2 separate regions of the Mus musculus genome follow, and region 1 is linked to region 2. The links are chromatin loops, found by intact Hi-C in ENCODE. Cell type or tissue: heart. All regions are shown on one strand. Each heading gives the region's core, and the rest is flanking DNA. Links, peaks and the distances in the headings are about the cores only.

Region 1 (10,097 bases), core at 1-8,000, 48 kb before region 2:
CACACAACAAAAAGCTCAGGAAGCACCCAGACTGCTCAGCGCCTCCAGTCGGCACCCCAGCCCCCAAACTGACTGCCCAGCGCCTCCCGTCGGAACCCCAGCCCCCAAACTGATGGCTCAGCGCCTCCAGTCTGCACCCCAGCCCCCAAACTGACTGCCCAGAGCCTCCAGTCTGCACCCCAGCCCCCAAACTGACTGCCCAGCGCCTCCAGTCGGAACCCCAACCCCCAAACCGCATGCCTTATCAGCCCTTGTATCTTCAGGAAGTGACAAGAGATCGGCATTGGAAAACCCCAACGAACATGTACGGGACTTAAGGTAAAGTGTTTTACAGGACAATTTTAAAACGTGTTATGCATGTTCGAAATTCAGAGTCAGTTAAAAATAATAACTAGTTTCTTGCATACACGTTTAAGTCTCCTTTGGGGGTACCCTAGAGATTAAAAAATGACCCTTGGATTCAATTTGCATACCATAGGGTATTTCAAAGAATATTTCTAAGTGGTGGATTTGAATATGCCAAATTGAAACTTCGTGTCCTTTGAGTTATTTAATTCCCTCCTTTTTGGTTGATCCTGTAATCACCACTTGGGCGTCCAACCCTCACCGGAAAATTTTACAGCTGGTTAGAACCGTATACTTTGGGGATTACAGACACTGAAACGCTTGCATTTTCCAATGTAGATGTTTCCCACTTCCCAGTAAGCTATGAAGTAAAATATGAAGGGCAGAACAAGACAAAAGTTTCTAGGTACTGTCTATGCAGCCTCTCGTCCAGGATGGCGTAGGGGCACTGGCCCAGGAGATGTGCATCTGAGACTGGCAACAAAGCCTTCTTTTCTCTTCTTCACTGGGAGAATCTGAGAGAACAAGTTCACTACAAGTTCACTGTCCCTGGTGGGATCTAAGGAACCATCTAGAAAATGATCCCTTGTGTGAATGTCATTATTACTGCAAGAATAATAAACCGTGAGCTAACAATTGGCTGTCGGTTATTTCGGAGCCCCGCCTGGTTCATGTTCATGTTCAGCAAGTAGGAATATCATGCTCTCTGCAGTGCTCACTGGTGTCTCTGGTTCTGTGGCTGACCCACATGAAGTCATTAACTGAGATCACAAAAGAGAATGAAGGTATCTGACCACATGCTTAAGTGCAAAATAGAAGATCAGTTGGAAGACTTACTAAAAGATATGTAGTAACATTAAAATATAAACCAAAAAAAAAAAAAAAAACCCAGATTACTAAAAAGTATCAAAGCCGGTGTTTGCTTCCTGCTCTTGTACATAGATTGAGTCCGAGGGCATGCTAAAACGTCAATCTCATTTTTCAAAATCAGATTTCACCGCTTATGGTGTGATTCTTTCTTTCTTTTGATTTGTCACCAGTAGTAACATTGTGTTTCAGAATGAAAGGCAGTGAGCCAGTCCCCAGTACCTCCGAGAAAAGAGGGGGCCTGCCACAGGCATTGACATTCCCGTTGGAGAATTTTATAACACATCCTAATCTCTCTAACAACCCATCATTAGAACCACCATTAGTGGGGAGAAAGTGAAGCAAGCACCAGCAGACATCTTGACCCCCCAAGGGGGTTCAAAAGGCAGTTGCCACCTGCATATCAGCAGGTACCACCCCCAACTCCCCAGCCCCAGCTCTTTTATCTGATGCCTCAGGGTTTTAAGATGAAGCATCTTCCTCCAACCCAAGACCCTAAGTTAAGGGCTGAGCCTAATCCTGCAGTAGCCAAAGCAGACTCCTATCAGGAGAAGGTCAGCCTGCAACAGGCAATATTCATAATAACGGCAATAATCAAGCAACTTCAGCAATGGGTTTGGAACCTTTCACATTTGTCAAAATGCTTCTCTCTGGTGAATATGACAGATCACTCATTGCAATCTATTTATAAAGACTCATAAAATAACATTTTTTAAAAAAATGAACATACCGAAATGTTTTCAAATGAAACTATGTTGCTGTTCCTTAGATCCTATCCCCAAATTTGGTGGGCGTGCAACGGCCTCCAGATGAAACGAGTAAGGAGGCCATTGTCAAACTTTTCAGTTTTACAAGGGGTACATTAGACTATAAAGTACATAGATGAAAACTCCAAATCCAAACACAAAAGCAGCCTGAGATCGAGTTTCAAAGGAAACTAACAAAATACTGTAGAAAAGGTCTTGACGATGTGTGCACAAACTTAAGGATGACGATTCGCCTCCAAATGTTCAAGTCCTGCACTGTAAAAGAAGTAAAGGCAGACCAACCCTCAGAGGCGTTCATCTCGGCCCCTTTAGTAATGCAGGCAGCTTAATTACAGGGGCTGAACTAGGGAGATGCGGGGCGTCGGGGTGGGGGGGTGGGGGGAGGGGTAGAATCAAGATCGGTCTTTGAGACAATAAGAAACAAGCTTTCACTAGATGTTTGTCTGGTCCATTCAAAGGAACTTTCACAAAAACAAATCTCTGCTACGAAAAAGAAAAAAAAAAGACAAAATACAGCAAAATAAAAATGCTATCTGTTTACCATCCGCATAGAAAACACATTAGTAGGTAAAAGCTAATCCTTCAGGGGGGCCGCGGGGACCACAGAAGGTCGCTTTACGGGCTTCTACAGTTTGAACTTTTGACCTCTTCCCAAAATGTCATAAAAGAATGTTTAAGCCCTGGAACTAGAAAGAATGCTTTCTTTATCGGATCGTTTCATAAAACATCGCTATGTGCTATATTTGCTCTTAGCCACCGGGCCCGTCGTCCAAAACTAAAGTTTTCTAAGCGCCAGGTTGCCCGGGATTAAGAAAAACATATTAAGTAGGATTGCAATAAAAATACAAGTCAATACAACCCTGAGTTACAGCCACGAAAACCCCTCTTCAGCTATTCTGCTCAGTATTTTCTTTTCTCCTTCGCCACCAACAAACTAAAAGATCAAACGTTTTCCCTAGCTCCTCTCAGTTGTCTTTTTTTCTCCACCTTCAATCACACAGTACTGTTTGGAAGTTCTCCACAAGCAAAGAACTATACCTTTTGTCTTGTACGGAAATGCGGGAGAGTGAGAACGGCGCCAACACACCTGAGCCAAACGACGTGCCCCACGAGGTCGCCACCCTGGAAAAGGATGTCCTTGGGACCGAGGCGCTTGTGAAGGGCCGGCCACGCACACCTGGTACCACTGGAATCCCGACTCTCCGCGCCCTCCCTCGGCTTGGCCCGCACTCCCCACGCCCGCGAGGCGTGGAAAAGCTGACATCCGTAGCCCCGACCCGTGTGCACCCTAGAACTCCGCGCCGCCTACCTGGCCAGCCCCAGGCGCCGCCCCGTAAGGCGCGCCACCGACGCCGCCAGGAGGCTCCCCTGGCCGCCCCTGACGCGCGTGGTGCAAGGAGCAGTCCACGTTCCAAGTGCCCTAAAGTCCCCCGATTCCGCGCTCCCGAAGCGCCGCGGACCCCTTCCCAGACCGAGATGCGCGCGAGAATCCTGGGGCCCCGGGAACTCGGCCTAAGCGCAGGCTCAGCGCCCTCCGGAGCCGGGGATAGGGGATAGGGCAGGGACCCCGCAGCCCGACGGAGCGGCGGCACTCACCCAAGCAGCGGATCTGGAAGCCAGAGGGGGGTCGCAGAGCCCTGCGTGTCCAGCCCTCCCGCAGCGCCTCTAGATGCTCCTCCTTGCCCTGGATCAGCAAGACCTGCTCGTCGATCCAGCCTAGGAAAAAAGTCTCGGCCACCGCGGCTGTGACCTTCTTGTTCCAGAAGTGTTGCATGTTCTCCGCTTTGAAATCTGCGAAGATCTCGTACCCGATGTGGTGTCGGGCGAGCTGCCGGGGTTGGGTGGGAACCGGGGGCGAGGGCTGAACCGTCCCGGGCTTCTCCTCTGCGGAGCTGTCGGCCGGGCCCAGGACGATGGCCAGAGAGTGCGGCGCGATCTGCAGAAACTTCTCCATCTTAACCAGGCATCGGTCGCGCAGACTGCACTCACCGGTGCCGCCTCTGCGGGCTGCTGGAAGGAACCGGCACCGGACAGTGGCTGTGGAGAGTCAGAGTCTTGCCTGACGTTGGGGGCGGGGGGTCCGCACCCTTCCCCGCCCGTCCTGCCCCGCGGGAGCCCGGGAGCCCCAAGGCGCAGCCCGCGGGAGGGCGCAGCAGGTCGCCTCGCGGTAGTGCCGGGAAGGGACACCGACGCAGAGCCTGCTGCCCCCCGAGGTCCCGCGCCAGTTACCTGCAGCCCTCGGCCACCCTCCGGGCACAGCTCATTTTCCAGCCGTGGCACCCTAGCCTTCCTTGGCAGCCCGCAGCTCCAGCGGGGGCGGAGAGCCGGAGGAAAGGGTGCCGAGGGGGCGGGCAGTTCGCCGCGATCCGGGGAATTCCCTCGGCGGGACCCGGCCTGAGGAATTCCAAGAAGGCCGGTACCGGAGACCGTGAAGGTGGCGGTGTTGGCAGGGAGAGTTGAGTTTAAGCGCCCAGCTCCGGGCAGATCCGGAGGGGGGAGGGGGACGCGCGGCGCCACTGAGAAGGCACCGATTCCGGAGCAGCGAAATGTCGCTCCGCCCCACGCTCCACCCCCGCCCCCACCTCCCACCTCCCCTCAGAAACAAGTGGTTTCGCTGGCTGGTTAATGTACCCTAAGAAGTAGCTTTTTAAAAAGCCTAGTCAAGCACGAAAAATTGTCATCAGTCCCTCCTCCAACTCCAGTGGACCCTCTTCTGTCTCCAGCCTGTACGCGACCCTATCCTGGAAGACACCCAACAATTCCCGAGGTTAGCTGTGCAGTGGAGACAGAGATTATTATGCCTTCTGAAAAACTTTAACCTTGTTTCTGTGCGAAGTTCTGATTTGCATAGAAGCTCTAAAGAGACATAAGAAGCTCAGGGTGTAGTTGAGTTTGCCTCAAGATCACCAGGAACACTTGATTGTGGTCATGAGATGGCTCAGCAGATAAAGGCGTTTGCTGCCAAGCCTGGGTATTTGAGTATGATCCCATGAACCCACGTGGTGAGAGAAGAGGACTGACTTTGAGAGGCGCGCGCGCGCGCACACACACACACACACACACACACACAGAGAGAGAGAGAGAGAGAGAGAGAGAGAGAGAGAGAGAGAGAGAAGTGTTTTTTAATAGATAATTGGGCACCACTCCTAGGTTCTATCTCAAATGATTGAGTTAGTATAGAGAGAGGCATCTAACTCGTTTGTCATTAGAAAGAAAATAATCCCATGTACTTATTTTGTGTGAATGTGCAGGAAAGTGGAAGTCAGGAGATATCAGAAGACAGTTTATGCTCTCCACACAGGTCTGGAGAACCAAACTCAGGTGATAGACAGGCTTGGCAGTAAGCTTTATCTACTGAGCCATCACGTTGTCTCTTTATTAGTAATTTCTAAGAAATATCTAGGCACTGCTGTTGCGGGTTCTGGGCCATCCTCTTTAAAAAAAAAAAACACTGACTTAGAAAAAACACTCAGGTGATGGGGCCGGGGCAGCTAAACTGTTCTCTGGGGGCTTCTGAGAATTTAAAAATCACAAAAGTCAGATGCTTTAGTCTAACTGAAGGACGACCTTGGAAACCTCACTGAACCCTGGTTTCCCACGTGTATAATGGGAGTCGCATCCCGCCTCCCTTACTGCTTGCCTGAGAAGACTCCAGCAAGGGGGTAGGTCTGACTGTGTTTGCATTCAGCAGGGTTCACAGGCTCCAGGTGCTCCATCACAGAGCCATCCATCCAGGGACCACAGCTGGGACTCCACATTCTCCCCTCGGAGTTTGGAGTTTCCCGGCGCCCACTGCCTAGTGAGACCTGTTATTTTCTTGCCTGGATGGTAATGTTCATCTCTAAGCTTCAATTTGCTCTCCTCTTCACTCTGCTCTCTGGGCCTGGGTCTGGGTAATGGCAGCTGGAAAACACAAGACAGAAGGCACACTTGCAACTCTATTTTTGCTTAACATTTCTGCCTTTATTATTCTTTTTGCATGGTTTAAAACTAAGCTGCAAGAATTGTACAAAAAAAAAAAACAAAAACAAAAATCCAACAACATATCTTCAACCAGATTCTGAAATCATTAAAATTCTATTATCTCTACAAACACCCAATTTCTTTTTCTAACTTTTAAAAATCTCTCCACTGTTGCTATTTTATTCTTTGTAATTAGCAAGTATCTTCTTCAGAATTATTTTTAAGCACGTGTAAGTATGAGTGTCGGTATGTGGGTATGTACACATACATGTGGGTACCCACAGACACCAGAAAAATGGCTTCAGATTCCCTGGAGCTTGAGTTAACAGGCAGCTATGAGTTGCCTAACATGAACTCTGGGAGTCAAACTCTGGGCCTTTGCAAGAGCAGCCCACATCTCTGCAACATGTGAAGTATCTTTTTAAAAGCAGAAAGGAAGAAAGAGAGAGGGGGAGGGGGAGGGAGGGGGAGAAGGAGGGGGAGAGTGGGAGAGGGGGAGAGGGAGGGGGAGAGATCTGCTTTCTGGATAGCACTGGTGCATGCCTTTAATTCCAGCATTCTCCAGGAGATCCAGGCCAGTGGATCTCTGTAAGTTTGAGGCAAGCCTGGTCTACAAATCAAGTTCTAGGACAGCCAAGCCTACACAGAGAAACCCTATCTGGAAAAACCAAAAAGAACAAACAGAAAGATTGACCTATTTTATGTGTGTGCATACTGGCCTGCGTGTATGTACACTCGTCAGATGAATGCCTAGTGACACAGAGACCAGTAAAACGTGTCAGACCCCCTACAACTAGAGTTATAAATGGCTGTGAGCCTGTGAACGCTGAGAGCTGAGCTCAGGTCCTCTGCAGGAGCAGCAACTACTGAGCACCGGGCCCAGCTTCTCAAGAAGAATCTCTTTGAAAGACCCTCTGAGAGCGTGTAAGTATCACGGTGCTGTTCCTCAGCACGGAACTTGGCCTATTATTGATCCTGGCTTAGTTAATGGCGATGATTGCTAAGGTCTGGCAGTGTAGGTCTGTGCCAGCATCCCAATGTTCTACTTCCCTTTCTCCTCTTCAGTTTGTAGCCACAGGGACTGCGCATTCTTACTCAGTAGATTATAAGACGTGACTCTCATAATGTATAGCGCATGCTCTGCACAAAGCAAGACCCATAGGATGCTGTAAAGCTGGCTGGCTCCAGGGCCCTTGTATTGAGCCTATCATTCTCTGAGTACTTCCTTACTTTCTGACATGTCAAGATATTGCAGGATCTTTTTTGCTCCAACCAAAGGACCAGGCCACTTTTCCATGGAGTGCTGCTTCTTTTTAATGTAGAATGCTACTCAGGAACCAACATCTGGCTACCAACTATGCTCATTGCTATTGAGATGGCATTTGTCTTTGACTAGTCTACCTCTCAAGACACTGCACTCCCTGCTCCATGCGATGACACCCTCGTTGGTCCATACAGCAACAGTAGGCGTGGGGGAGGGGTCCCTCTGTTCATTCAAATAGTCAGTATGGAGTGGGGCCTAAGACGGATGCAGGGTCTGATTGCACGGATGTGGGATCTGAAGCAGGCAACCTCTCTGAAGTAAAGAACTATTACAAGAAGAGGGATAATGGGGTAACGTGCCTGACACCCACTGGGGAGGCAGCAGAACACCCATCCCCCACCTCTCTAGTCCTACACGTGCGGATATAATTACTCTTAATGTTGCCGTGCACATACTACCTGCTTCTCACAAAGCCCAGAATATGACTGTATTGCGACGCTTCGCTTCTCCCCTCCACTGAACAAAATCATCTACTACTAGGGGCGTGGATGCCGATTCTGAACATTATCACATCTTGCTTTGCTTTAAAAGTCTATTATCATAGAAGAGAAGGGGTTTTAAAGCTCCCCTGGACACATTTTCCTTCTGGCAACTGACTCCCTTCCAGAACTTTCTTAAATGACTGCTGTGCACCCTGGACCATCCTGAGATCAGTTTTTTCCACCTGAATACTTCCAAACTATTAGGGGAAGACCCCATAGGCCTGGGTAGGGTGTCCCTCTGTCCTGATCCTTAGTCATAAGACCCCTTAGAAGCTGCTCACAGCATCTTGAGTATCTCTCAAGTCTTTCCAAATCTTAGCGTGTCCAGGTGCCAAAGCCAGCCATGTTCTGTGATTTCGACCTTTCTCCTACTTTGCTTTCTATTGCTGTAATAAAGACCAGGACTCAAAGCAACTTGGGGAGAAAAAGAGTTTAATTTTTCTCTTGTAGTCCATCATGAAAGGAAGCCAGAGCAGGAATTCAGGGCAGAAACCTGGAGGCAGGAACTGAAGCAGAGACCGTGAGGGAGGGCTGCATACGGCCCTGCTGTCCGTGCCTGTTTGCTTTTCCATACAACCTAGGAACAGCAGTCCTTGGTGGTACCCTCCCACATCGATCATGGATCAGGAATTGCCTAAGGGTCACTCTGATGGAAGAGTTTTCCCAAGGGAGAGTCCTCTTCCCAAATGTCCCTGACTTTGGCCAAGTTGACAAAAACAAACAAACAAACAAACAAACAAACAAAACAAAACAAAAAAAAAAAACCAAAACCCTAACCACTGTTGGTCACCTTGCCTTAAAGCAGCCATGTTTGTGCCCAGACACTTGACACTTGGACAGTGTGCCCAGGCTTGGACACTAGCCATAGAAAGTTTATTTTCTTTTTGGTGTTGTTGCTATTGTTCATTGGTGGGTTATGTTTTTTAAAGGAGGATATTTTGATTTGTTCCAGGCCATGCACTTGATATGTAGACCATGCTAGCCTCGAACTCACGGGGTCTCCCTGCTTCTGCCTCTCAAGGACTAGGATTAAAGTCCTATGCCACTGTGTTGCTTTTCCATGAGTGGGTTTTGAGCAAAAATATTTTAACCCCCATTGTAAAGGCAGTGCCTGGGAAAATAAATACTACTTTCAATGCATATTGCCTTCCTGTTCTCAACCAGACATTTCCTTTTGGAACCCAATTTCGAATACCTCCTATCCAAATGTAGGCTGGTATGAATGTGTGTGACTAAATGACCTGTTTGAATGATTATCCCAGAACAGCAACAAAACAGCCGTTTTCTAGACTGCTCAAAGGACCATCCTTTAAAATAGATGATTGTTAAAAGCTGAGTTTGCTCTTTGAAAAACAAAGAAGAGTTCCTACATCCTGCAGTTTCTATTGGCCCTGAGGTCTGCACGCCATGCTTCAGTCAGGACTAACACTCACTCAACCTTGGCTTATCCGGCCCCAAGTCTTCAGAGAGGAATCCTCCTTCCAAAACAGATGGCTCAGCCCTTAAGGTCCGGGTGAGTCTAATCCACATTCTCTTTTACATCTTGATCCTGATGTTGTTAATAGACTTCAGTAACAACCCCTAAGAAATAGTAAAATTTATTCCAGCAATTAAGGGCATGTCAAGGCCCTTCATTCTTGTAACTGTCTTTTGAGGTAGCTACTGACCATTCCTATTATGTTAAGGAGTCTGAGGCACACAGAATGTAAATCATTTGTCTGAATTGCCCAGCAGTGAGGCTATAATGCTAGAACCTAAACCTACAATCTTGTTCCATCCCACACCATAGCTGACTAACTACTGGCAGGCACTCTCCACAAAGATTCTTCAACAGTGCCACATGAATAAGTTGTGTTAGTTACCTGTTATTATGTGACACATTACCTTCAACCTTCTGAGCTTAAACAGCAGACACTTATCATCTCTCATTTTTGGTTGGTCAGGAATCAAGGCTTGGCCCGCCTGAATGCGTTGGCTCAGCATCTCTGGGGAAGTTCCATTTAAGCCAGGGCTGTGGTCCCATCTGAGAGCTCACTTGGATATGGGTTTACCTCCAGGCCACTCATGTGACTGTTAGCAAGGCCTTGGGTCCTGACCCTCTGGAAGTCCTCTCTGCCCCTGGTAGCATGAACTGTGTTGCAAATACTTAGCTTTGTCCCTCCACTGAACAAAATAATCTACTACTAGATGAGTGGATTCTGATTCTGAACATTACCACATCTTGCTTTGCTTTAAAAAAATCTATTATCATAGGAAAGAAGGAATCTCAAAGGTCCTCTGGACACATTTTCTTTCTCGTAACCGACTCCCTTCCAGAACTTTCTTAAATGATTGCTGTTCACACTGGAC
Region 2 (10,150 bases), core at 869-8,868:
TCCTAATCCTTCCCAAACAGTTCCACCAGCTAGGGACCAAGCACTCAAACATATGAGCCAATGGGGGCCATTCTCATTCAAGCCACCACACCAGGCTTCCACTGACTTAGATCTATGAGCATCATTTTGGATAATGTAGGACTCCTTACCATTGTTTTATAATTCTAAGCTGACAGATTTTCTTTTTTCCTTTTGTATGCATTTTAAAGAGTTTTCTTTTCCTATTATTTTCTTGTTTCTGATAGCTAATGTACCTTTTCTCTTGGTTGATTTATAACATGTTTGGGTAATTTTTCAGTGCTTTGCCTAATAGTGGTTTTCTTTTTTCCTTTTTTTATTAATTAATTAACTTTACATTCTTACTGAAGCTCCCCCACCTTTCCTCCTAGTTTCTCCATCTCCCCTCCTCTCAGCTCCCACATCCCTCTCTCCTTTTTCCCTCAGACAAGAGGAGCCCTCCCAAGGATATCAACCTGCCTTGGCATATCAGATTGCAGCAGGACTAAGTGTATCTTCTCCTATTGAGCCTAGACAAGGCTATCCAGTTAGAGGAAAAGGTCCGAAGTCAGGTAACAGAGACAAAGACAAACTCAGCTCCAGTTGTTAGGAGTCCCCAGTGAAGACCAAGTTGCATATCTGCTATATGTACATATACATATTCATATTCATATGTATATATATATGTACATATATATATATATATATATATACATATATACCTATATATATGTGTGTGTGTGTATTATATATATATTTTATGGAACCTAGGTCCAGCTCCTGCATGCTCTCTGGTTGGTCGTTCATGCTCTGTTAGCCCCTGTGAGTCCAGGATTCTATTTTTCTTTGCATGAATCCTGGTTGAGACTTTGTAAGCTTCTTTAAGTGGTTCAACTGAAACAGGTTTTGTGGTTTCTCTTTAAATTTACAGCCTACTACACACATTCTCTTTCCTGTTCTGAGACTCTAGCCTATTAGGCACTGCTTACAGCTACTGAGGTATTTTGTTATTATTGTTGTTTGAGTTGGGTCAAAAGGAGCCCAGGATGGCCTTGAACTCACTACATAGCTGATAATAACCTTAAACTCTTCGTTTTCCTGCCCCTACTTCCCAAGTACTAGGGTTGTAGGAATCTCCTACCATACCCAGACAAGCTGCTTCTTTTTCTCTTTCTTTTTTTTTTAAATCTTTTTTTTTCTGTGTTTGTTTTAGTCTGATTTCTCTTCATTGATCTTCAGTTTCACTGGGATTTCAACAGTTAAGCTACCTTAAATTTTGTGATTAGTATCAATTCCAGAATATTCATTTTTTAAAAGAAAATTTATTTATTTTATATATTTGAGTACATGGTCACTGTCTTCAGACACACCAGAAACGGACATGGAATTCCACTACAGATGGTTGTGAACTACCATGTGGTTGTTGGGGATTGAACTTAGGACTTCTGGAATAGTAGTCGGTGTTCTTAACCACTGAGCCATCTCTCCAGCCCCAGAACATCTATTTTAAAGCTCCCATGGATGACCTAACTTGAGCTTCTTACACATTTCCATGTCTTTTTTACCTAAAAAATTTTTATATGGCCCCAGGTAAACAGATAATACAAATTAAACATTTATTGAAAATAAATCATACAGAAATTCACTTTAACACAATTTTCTGCTAATATACATATTTATTATAATAAACAATATATATATATATACTAATACAATCAATAAGTTTACTATTTGTTTATTATTTATAGACAGGCATGGTTGTGTATACCTTGAATCCCAGCACTGTGGAGGCTGAGGCAGCTAGATCTCTATGAGTTTGAGGCTAGCCTGGTCTACATGGCAAGTTCCAGGACTGCCAGAGGTAGAGGTAGAGAAATCCTATCAAAGAGAGAGACAGAGAGAGAGGAAAAGGGGGAAAGAAAAAATTATTTGTATTTATTTATATTTAAACGATTTATATTCTATTTGTGTGTGTGTCTACTTTGCCCAGGTTCCCTTGGATCTGCGGGTGAAACACACACACACACGTTAGCTTTTTTTTTTTTTTTTTTTTTTTTTTTGGTTTTTCGAGACAGGGTTTTTCTGTGTAGCTCTGGCTGTCCTGGAACTCACTCTGTAGACCAGGCTGGCCTCAAACTCAGAAATCCACCTGCCTCTGCCTCCCAAGTGCTGGGATTAAAGGTGTGCGCCACCACTGCCCGGCACATTAGCTTATTTTTAATAGGCCTTTAGCTCAATGGCTGGATTCTTGTAAGCTTTCCTCGGCTAGCGTGCTTTTCTTTACAGTCTCAGCTCAACACCACTATCTGCCCTCAACTTTAGTTCCCCCGTTACCTTCTCCTGTTCAGCACCCTAAATCTGCCCTCAGCTTAGTTGCGTTTCTAATCTCCCACCTGCTACCCCAGGCCCAGCCAGGGAAGCGGCCAATGGCCACTCCACTCAAGATCTCACATGGCTGGTGGCTCTCCTTTCCTCCTCCTGAAGCTGCTAGCCTGTCTGCGGGAACCTGGAAGTTCCGCCTCTTCTGGCCAACCATTGGCCGCTAACATCTTTATTGATTGATCAAGAACCAATTGGGGAACATTCAGGATTCATTCCCTCCGGATCAGAGCGTCGGAACCACGCTGTACACTGGATCACTTGAAACTGGGGTTACTAATGGTTGTGAGTCACGTGATACAGTTACTAGGAACTTTGATTTTTACACACATTCCCATCAGTCATTGGCTACTGGAGTTGGAGTTAGAGATGGCTCTTCCATTTTCCCGATTATTCTAGTCTGTGGTATGGTACCAACTTTCTTGGGAAAAGCAGACTTTGGAGTCAAAGACCACAGGTAGAGTAAAGTCTTCTTGCAGGATGCGAGACAACGAGCAGACAGGACGTCATAGGGTGGAATGCTTTCATCAGGCTACACTCGTTTACACTGAGAATAAGTATGAGTTCAGATACAAATCTGATAAAATGCCAGGTTCACATAAATATTAGCCTTTAGTAATAGATAAATCACAGCTCTGGAGTCAATCCAACTTGGCTTTCTTATAACCCCTTCCGGCTATTTTGCGACCCAGAAAAAAAAAATTACTAAATTTCTCTAAGCTTCAGTTCCTTTCATTTATAAGAAGGTGCAAGGTTTGAGACTGACGAGAATATAAACAAGATTGTGCCAGGCACAAGCCAAGCAAAACTGACTTAGCATTCCTTCTTCTGGCTTTAAGCCAAAACAATAAATTATGGAATTTCAAACACCAGTGAACAGGAAGGAATGTGTGTGGAGGGCAGAGAAAAGGGAAAGATGACTTCCTGGCATACTAGCCTGGACACTCTTCCCCCTTCTCTCTAGTTGAGTGCCCAGGAAAATAAGGTGACACTGACATGAAGAACAACACGAAAGAGAGGGGGGGGGGAGGGAGGGAGAGAGAGAGAGAGATTATTCCAGTGCAAGGATAACGCAGTGGCTCAACCACATATCTGAATATTTAATTCATACGACGCTAAAATCTAGTCACTGTTTTCAAAGCTGGGTGGTGGTAGTGCACACCTTTAATCCCAGCAAAGGTAGGTAGAGCTCTGTGAGTTCAAGGCCAGCCTGGTCTACAGAGTGAGTTCCAGGACATCCAGGAATACAGAAAAACCCTATCCTGAAAAAGAAAATCTAAATGTTGCCTTCAATTTTGACAACTTATTAGTTCACAGGAAGCATTTTCTCTTTTTCTTCCCCTCCCCCCCCCCCAACCCCTGGCCCTGCTTGCTCTGGCCATTTTTATTTCGTATATGTGGGTACACTGTCACTATCTTCAGTCACAGCAGAAGACAGCTTTGGGTGCCCATTACAGATGGTTGTGAGCCACCATGTGGTTGCTGGGAATTGAACTCCGGACCTCTGGAAGAGCAGTGGGTGCTCTTAACCTCTGAGCCATCAGGAAGCATTTTCTTACGAATGAATTTATATTTTTTATGCAGATCACTAGATCTGAATTAGGAAATGATTCAAACTCTAGCTTTACCTTCTCACACTTATCAACTATGAATGGGCAAAGCATCTGATTCTTGAAGACCTCTGTTTTCTGTTCTACTTCATAAGAGGATCATGTGAAAGCTATGTAAGATACAAATTGCTATTACAGCCACTACGGTTGCCTGCACAACATCTGCACAAGATGAAGCCAACCCAAATCCTGGCAGAGAGGGAACGATGACCCCTGGGCCTCACCCCTGACTGAGGAGCAGCTGGCAGCTGATAGTTGCAGGGGGAGGGGGTGGGGGTGGGGCGTGGATCATTCTTTTTTAAGGATGTAGCCACTGGTAGATTCTCCAGGCTCCTGTAGATGGCCCCACACCCAAACACATATGGGTAGCGCTAACTGGACTTACTGGGTTATGAGAAACATGAAATTGAAGGGAGAGCTTGTTGAGGGGAATATGGGTGGGGAGGTGTTGAAGGGAGAAAGGCAGCTGGGGAAAGGCAGAAGGGGTGAGGAAAATGGGGGAGAAGGATCGCGTTTGGCACAGAAAGCCTGTTACTATGGTGATAAATCAGCTGTCTGAAACAGTGAACCAAAGCAAACTCTCTGGTATCTTTTGTTTTGTTTCATTTTGTTTGTTTTGTCTGTTTTTGTTTTGTTTTGTTTTGTCAGCTTGTCACAAAGGGTCTTCTGGGAAGGGGATACCTCAACTGAGAAAAACGCCTCCGCCAAATTGGTGTACAGGCTGAAGATGAAGTAAACACTTTCCGCCCTGCATTTTGAGTCCCGCACAGTGTTTATCACAGCAATGGAAAGTGAAAGGGGTGGCGGGGAGGCACCTCCCAAAACAGGTGCTGCCACTGGCCACTGATTGGTAAGAGCCTCAGGTTGATAAGTTTATGTACCAAAGTTAACCAAGAGCTTTCGAAACAAAGTTGCTGAAAACTTTAGATAACAGACTTTGCCACCCCAAGCTAGTCCTCAGACTGACAAGATGGCTCAGCAGTTAGAACACTGGTTGCTCTTCCTGAAGACCCCTGGGGGTTGAATTCCTAGGACCAACAGAATGGTTCACAATCAAGTTCTAGGGGAACAAATGCCCTCCTCTGATGCCTGTGGGCACTGTATTTGTGTAGTGGTGCACGTAAATACATTCAGGGTAAAACTCTCATACACATACAATCAAAATAAAGCAACCTTGAAGTTTAAAACTAGCCATTGTGATGAAGACAGGCTATAAGAATCGCAAGGCAGCTTAGGGTGGAGACCTTAAAAACAGCACTTTCAGGAATGGCCTTTGATTCTCAGGCCAGCAATGCCAGAAGGAGAGCTCTGCTTTCTTATTTTAAGTCCTTGAATCTGATTCTCAGCACCAGGAATAAGGAAAAGTATAGCATTCAAATAACACCCAAAGGTCAAACAACCGACAAGTAGGAAAGTCGAGGTCGGCTCACCACCGCTCTGTGGGACTAGGAACTACATTAGTCTCCCAAAGTGCTGATGATGCTGGATGCTGCTTCCACAGCCAACACGGGCATTCTCTGTCTTAGCAGTCTTCCTGCCAGCTGCCGAGCATCGCTCAGTGCTGAGGGCTTCCTGACAGTTCTTATTCCAGTGTGTATTTATAGCGGTGCCTCATCAGCTCTCCTGCCATGCCTATTGTTCTCAGAACACACCCGGCAGATTATTATTAGCACTACCAAATGTGAAAGGAGGAACAGTAGTCACGTGTGCTCAGAAAAATCTACCAAAGACCAAGACATTTTAAAAAGCATGTTGGGGATACTGAGAAACTCTAGCGGCTTCCAGGATTACACTTGGGGACTCTTGCTTATGTGTTAATATTATTTTTATTCCCATCGTATTTATTTACTTACATGATATTTATTTCCATGTAAGTGGTCCACGTACAAATCCACAGATGGCCTACTGTGGGCCTGCGAGGGTTTAGAAATAATACATCTGGCTGTTTTGTGGAAAGACGGCAGAAAATGAACACACATGGGTGGGAGACATAATTGAGCCGTGGAGACCTTGCTTAGCATAGGCTAGCCCCTCAGACCTGAGAAGCACAGCAAAACAAAAACACAACAACCAGCCAGCAAACTACTAACAGCCAACTTTTGTAAAGAATACAAGCCATGAAAGAAATAGTATACAAATAAATGTGCTTACTCTAAAAAAAGAAGAGGAAGAGGAGGAGGAAGAGGAGGAGGAAGAGGAGGAGGAAGAGGAGAACTTTCTGGCATGCCCGAGGTTTTTATCATTTAGTAATTGTTTTGATTATCTTTGGGGTTTTTTTTCTTCCTTTTTCCAAATTTTCTACTATACCTACCCATGGCTTTTAGAAATAACATAATAAAAATAAGAAAACAATGGTCCAGGTCCAAATCTCTCAAAAGGGGCCTGGTAAGATGGCTGCTCGGGGGTTAAGAGCACTGGTTGCTCTTACAAAGGACCTGGGTTCTCTTCCCAGCCCCTACCTGACAGCTCACAGCTCCTATAATCTGATGCTGTCTTCTGACTTCCATGCCCAGCAGGCACAGATGTGGGGGACATGAAGGCAAAACATTCATACAACAAAAATAAATAAGAACATTTTAGGGGGCTGGAGAGATGACACTGGCTGCTCTTCCAGAGGGTCCAAGTTTGATGACAAGCACCCGCATAGTAGCTGGTAGACAAATATCTGTCTTCCATGGGTCCCGTGATGCAAGTGATGCAGAGACAGACATGCAGGCAAGCAAAATACTAATACACATTTTAAAAAGAGAGAGAGGGGAGAGAGGGGGAGAGGAAGGGATGGAAGGGGGGAGAAGAGGGAGAGAATTTTTACAAGCTTTTAAATGGAGAAAAGAATTCAAGGTATTCTGGAATAAGCCTTTCCTATCCCAGGTCTGAAAACCAGAAACAATGTCAAAGCAAGCACACTAACACTTTATTGAGAGAGTGGTCCCAGGGAGGGAGGGAGGGAAAGGTGGACAGATATTTGCACATCTCTGAGCTGCTCGAAGCACAGCTAACTCCTTGTGTTTCTTTTTTTAAAAAATTATTTTTGAGATTTTAATATAATTTCATCACTTCCCTCTTCCTCTCCCCTCCCTCCTTTGATATCCCTCTCCTCGCTTCCAAACCTATCACTTCTCTTTATTAAATTTTACATGCATGCATGTGTGTGCATGTGTGTGTGTGTGTGTGTGTGTGTGTGTGTGCATCTCGGCCTCGTGAGCTTTAGGCAGCCGTGTTGGTGAGACAACACGTGCGTAGCTTCTGGCATTCCTATAGACACAATCTCACAGCAAGCTCCCAGTTCCTCTGGCTCTTACAGTCTTTCCGCAGCGGTCCCTCCTCTGCAATGGTCCCTGAGCCTTAACACAGGAGCTGTTCTGTACAAGCATGTTCTGGCACTGGGCTCTACAACTCTGCATCTTGGTGGCTGTGGCTTTGTGTAGTGGTCGCCATCTGCTGCAGAGATATTTCCTTGATGAAAAGTGAGGACTGCACTTTCCTAGGGCATAAGGACAAGTACAGAGAATGTAGTTAGGGATCATGCTGATTTAGCAAAGTGTTGTAGGTTCTCCTCCAAGACCCATGACTTAGCTAGCTGTGGGTGTCCCCACTCTCACAGATTGTCGGCCAATTTGGTCCACAAAGGCAGTGGGAGCAGAGACTTCAAACAGGGGGGTTGGAAGCCCTGTGAGTACACCTGGTGAATGGCCACACCGGGGCCGCCTGTCAGTAGGCAAATCAACGTTACTCAGGGTGACTGCAGGCTCATAAAGTTTTGGGGGATTGATGGTAGAAACATCCAGGATGGGTAAAGGTCATTGGCTGGGGGCTTAGGGTATCTGGGAGGCTTCGTCAGCATGGGGAAGCATTTCAGGAATCTCGGGTGATGGCTGAACATGTTTTGTCAGGAGAAAGGAAATTGATTCTATAAACTAATTGAGGCTAGGTGACACTTCTCAAGTAGAAGCAAGTGTGGGGGCTAAGAATACTCCAGACAAGGTCAGAGAAGGAGAAACTCTGTTAACAAAGGCAGTCCCAGGCTAGAGAGATAGCTCAGGGGTTAAGAGCACTGAGTGTTATTCTAGAGGTCCTGAGTTCGATTCCCAGCAACCACAAGGTGACTCACGACCAGCTGTAACAAGGATCCTATACCCTGTTCTGATGTATCTGAAGACAGCTATAGTGTACCCATAAATAAAATTAATAGCCGGGCGTGGTGGCGCACGCCTTTAATCCCAGCACTCGGGAGGCAGAGGCAGGCGGATTTCTGAGGTCGAGGCCAGCCTGGTCTACAAGGTGAGTTCCAGACAACTAGGGCTATACAGAGAAACCCTGTCTCGAAAAACCAAAATAAATAAATAAATTAATTAATTAATTAATCTTTTTAAAAGTGGGGTGTCCCCCATTACACGCCGAACCTCAGCAGGCTATCTGGTCAACAGTAGACTTTGACCTTAATTAGCAGTTTTCCCACAACTAGCCCTGTAGTTGGCTAGGTTTCTATTACTAGGTATGGCTTCCCTCTTAAGTCCAGTGAGAGAGCTGTTGGTTACTGTCAAGGAATGCACAAACCCTTGGGGTTATCTGGCCATGCTGGTTGTTGTTATGGTGTCTAAGCATCACAGATGGGTAGGACTCTCATCACTTTCTTCCTTTGGGTGCTCACGTGGTGTCTTCTAGTACCATGAAGTTTAGTCTTCAGGAAGGAAGCTTTCAGGTCACTTCCAACTCAGTGGCCTCTAGGCCCTGTGTCTAAAGTGCGTGATGTTTTCAATAGGGACTCACCTTTTGTGTTAGTTAGGGTTTTATTGCTGTGAAGAAACACCATGACCATAGAAACTCTTAAAAAGGGACACTACCTTTAATCCCAGCACTCAGGAGGCAGAGGCAGGTGGATTTCTGAGTTCGAGGCCAGCCTGGTCTACAAAGTGAATTCCAGGACAACCAGGGCTATACAGAGAAATCCTGTCTCAAAAACAAAAACAAAAACAAAAAACCACCACCAACAACAACAAAAAGGACACTAATTGGGGATGACTTACAAATTTAGGGTTTCAGTCCATTGTCATCATGGTGAGAAGCATGGCAGCATGCAGGCAGACATGGTGCTGGTGAAGGAGCTGAGAGTTCTACATCTGGGTCTTCAGGCAGCAGGAAGAGACTCTGAAACCTCAAAGTCTGTCTCGAAGTGATAGACTTTGACAAGGCCACACCTCCTAATAGTGCCGCCCCCTGTGGACCTGTGGGACCATTTTCATTCAAACCACCATCTCTGGAGGGCAACCAAGAACAACAGCAATAGTCTATGTTTTGGGAGTCTCTTGGACATCCCTGACCAACAACTCAAAAGAGGGCTTCTCTGCCTGGTGCTGGAATTTTTGGTAAGTGGCTCTTGGAGGTGTGGGAAGCCACATGTGCCGTTGCTGAGTGGCACTGACTACTGCTGGCCACCGTGCATAAGATTGGACAAACAACCAATGTGTACATATGCAGTAAAGTTTTTTGCAAAAACACTGCCTGGCCCAGGCATGATAATGAGGTTCTGTAAGGTACTGAGAGTATAACCAATCGGATGTGAGACATGCAAATGAGGTATGATAATGAGGCTCAGTGAGGTACTGAGAGAGAGTAGCCAATCAGATGAGGAACATGCAAATGAGGCTTAGTGCATAACCAATCAGGGTATGAGACACGCCTCTCCTAGGCCTATAAAAGCAGCACCAGCTCTGGGCAAAAAGTCTTTTCGCCTCTGCAATCAAGCTCTCCCAATAAACGTGTGCAGAAGGATCCTGTTGCAGCGTCGTTCTTGCTGGTCGAGTCGAGCGCACGCAAGAAGTGGTGCCGGAAACCCGGGACAAGAAACATCTTCAGGCACGAGCGAAGACCCCCTGCTACAGGGAGGATTCAGAACTGCATCGCGGGGAAGGAGCGGTTAATAAAGGTTCCCGTAAAACAGACTGCTGAGAAGGATCCGGCGTGGATTCAGAACTCTTCAGCTGGGGAGCGGTGTTAATAAAGGTTCCTGCAAAACAGACTGCTGAGAAGGATTCAACTGCGTGGATTCAGAACTCTTCAGCTGAGGAACGGTGGTACCAGTAAGTATAAAGAAATTAAGGTAAGTCTCTGAGAGGTATGCTTTCTTACGCAGTGGGTCTGGTAGTTGTTACTGGGTTTGTGTG

What was found. Hi-C counts contacts between places; a loop is a spot of excess contacts. Peaks named below come from ENCODE experiments on the same cell type or tissue, not always from the same donor. Only the 100,000 strongest peaks of a DNase experiment are listed, where the experiment ranks them.
Region 1: a loop joins it to region 2, with 2.0 times the contacts of the local background. A loop is called at or near these places in 3 of 42 quality-filtered maps.

The regions. Positions count from the first base shown.
Region 1 is chr8:47,409,373-47,419,469 of GRCm38, forward strand. It overlaps a transcript of Stox2 not described here. Among named protein-coding and RNA genes, the nearest start is that of Gm22857, 26 kb to the right of the region's middle. In heart, for the core only: CTCF peaks have their summits at 3,323 and 4,132; DNase peaks (open chromatin) are centred at 3,269, 4,379 and 4,939; H3K4me3 peaks cover 2,846 bases; H3K27ac peaks cover 1,668 bases; H3K27me3 peaks cover 5,583 bases.
Region 2 is chr8:47,456,261-47,466,410 of GRCm38, forward strand. No RefSeq gene overlaps it. Among named protein-coding and RNA genes, the nearest start is that of Gm22857, 21 kb to the left of the region's middle. In heart, for the core only: no CTCF peak of the experiment used is centred there; a DNase peak (open chromatin) is centred at 5,561; H3K27ac peaks cover 365 bases.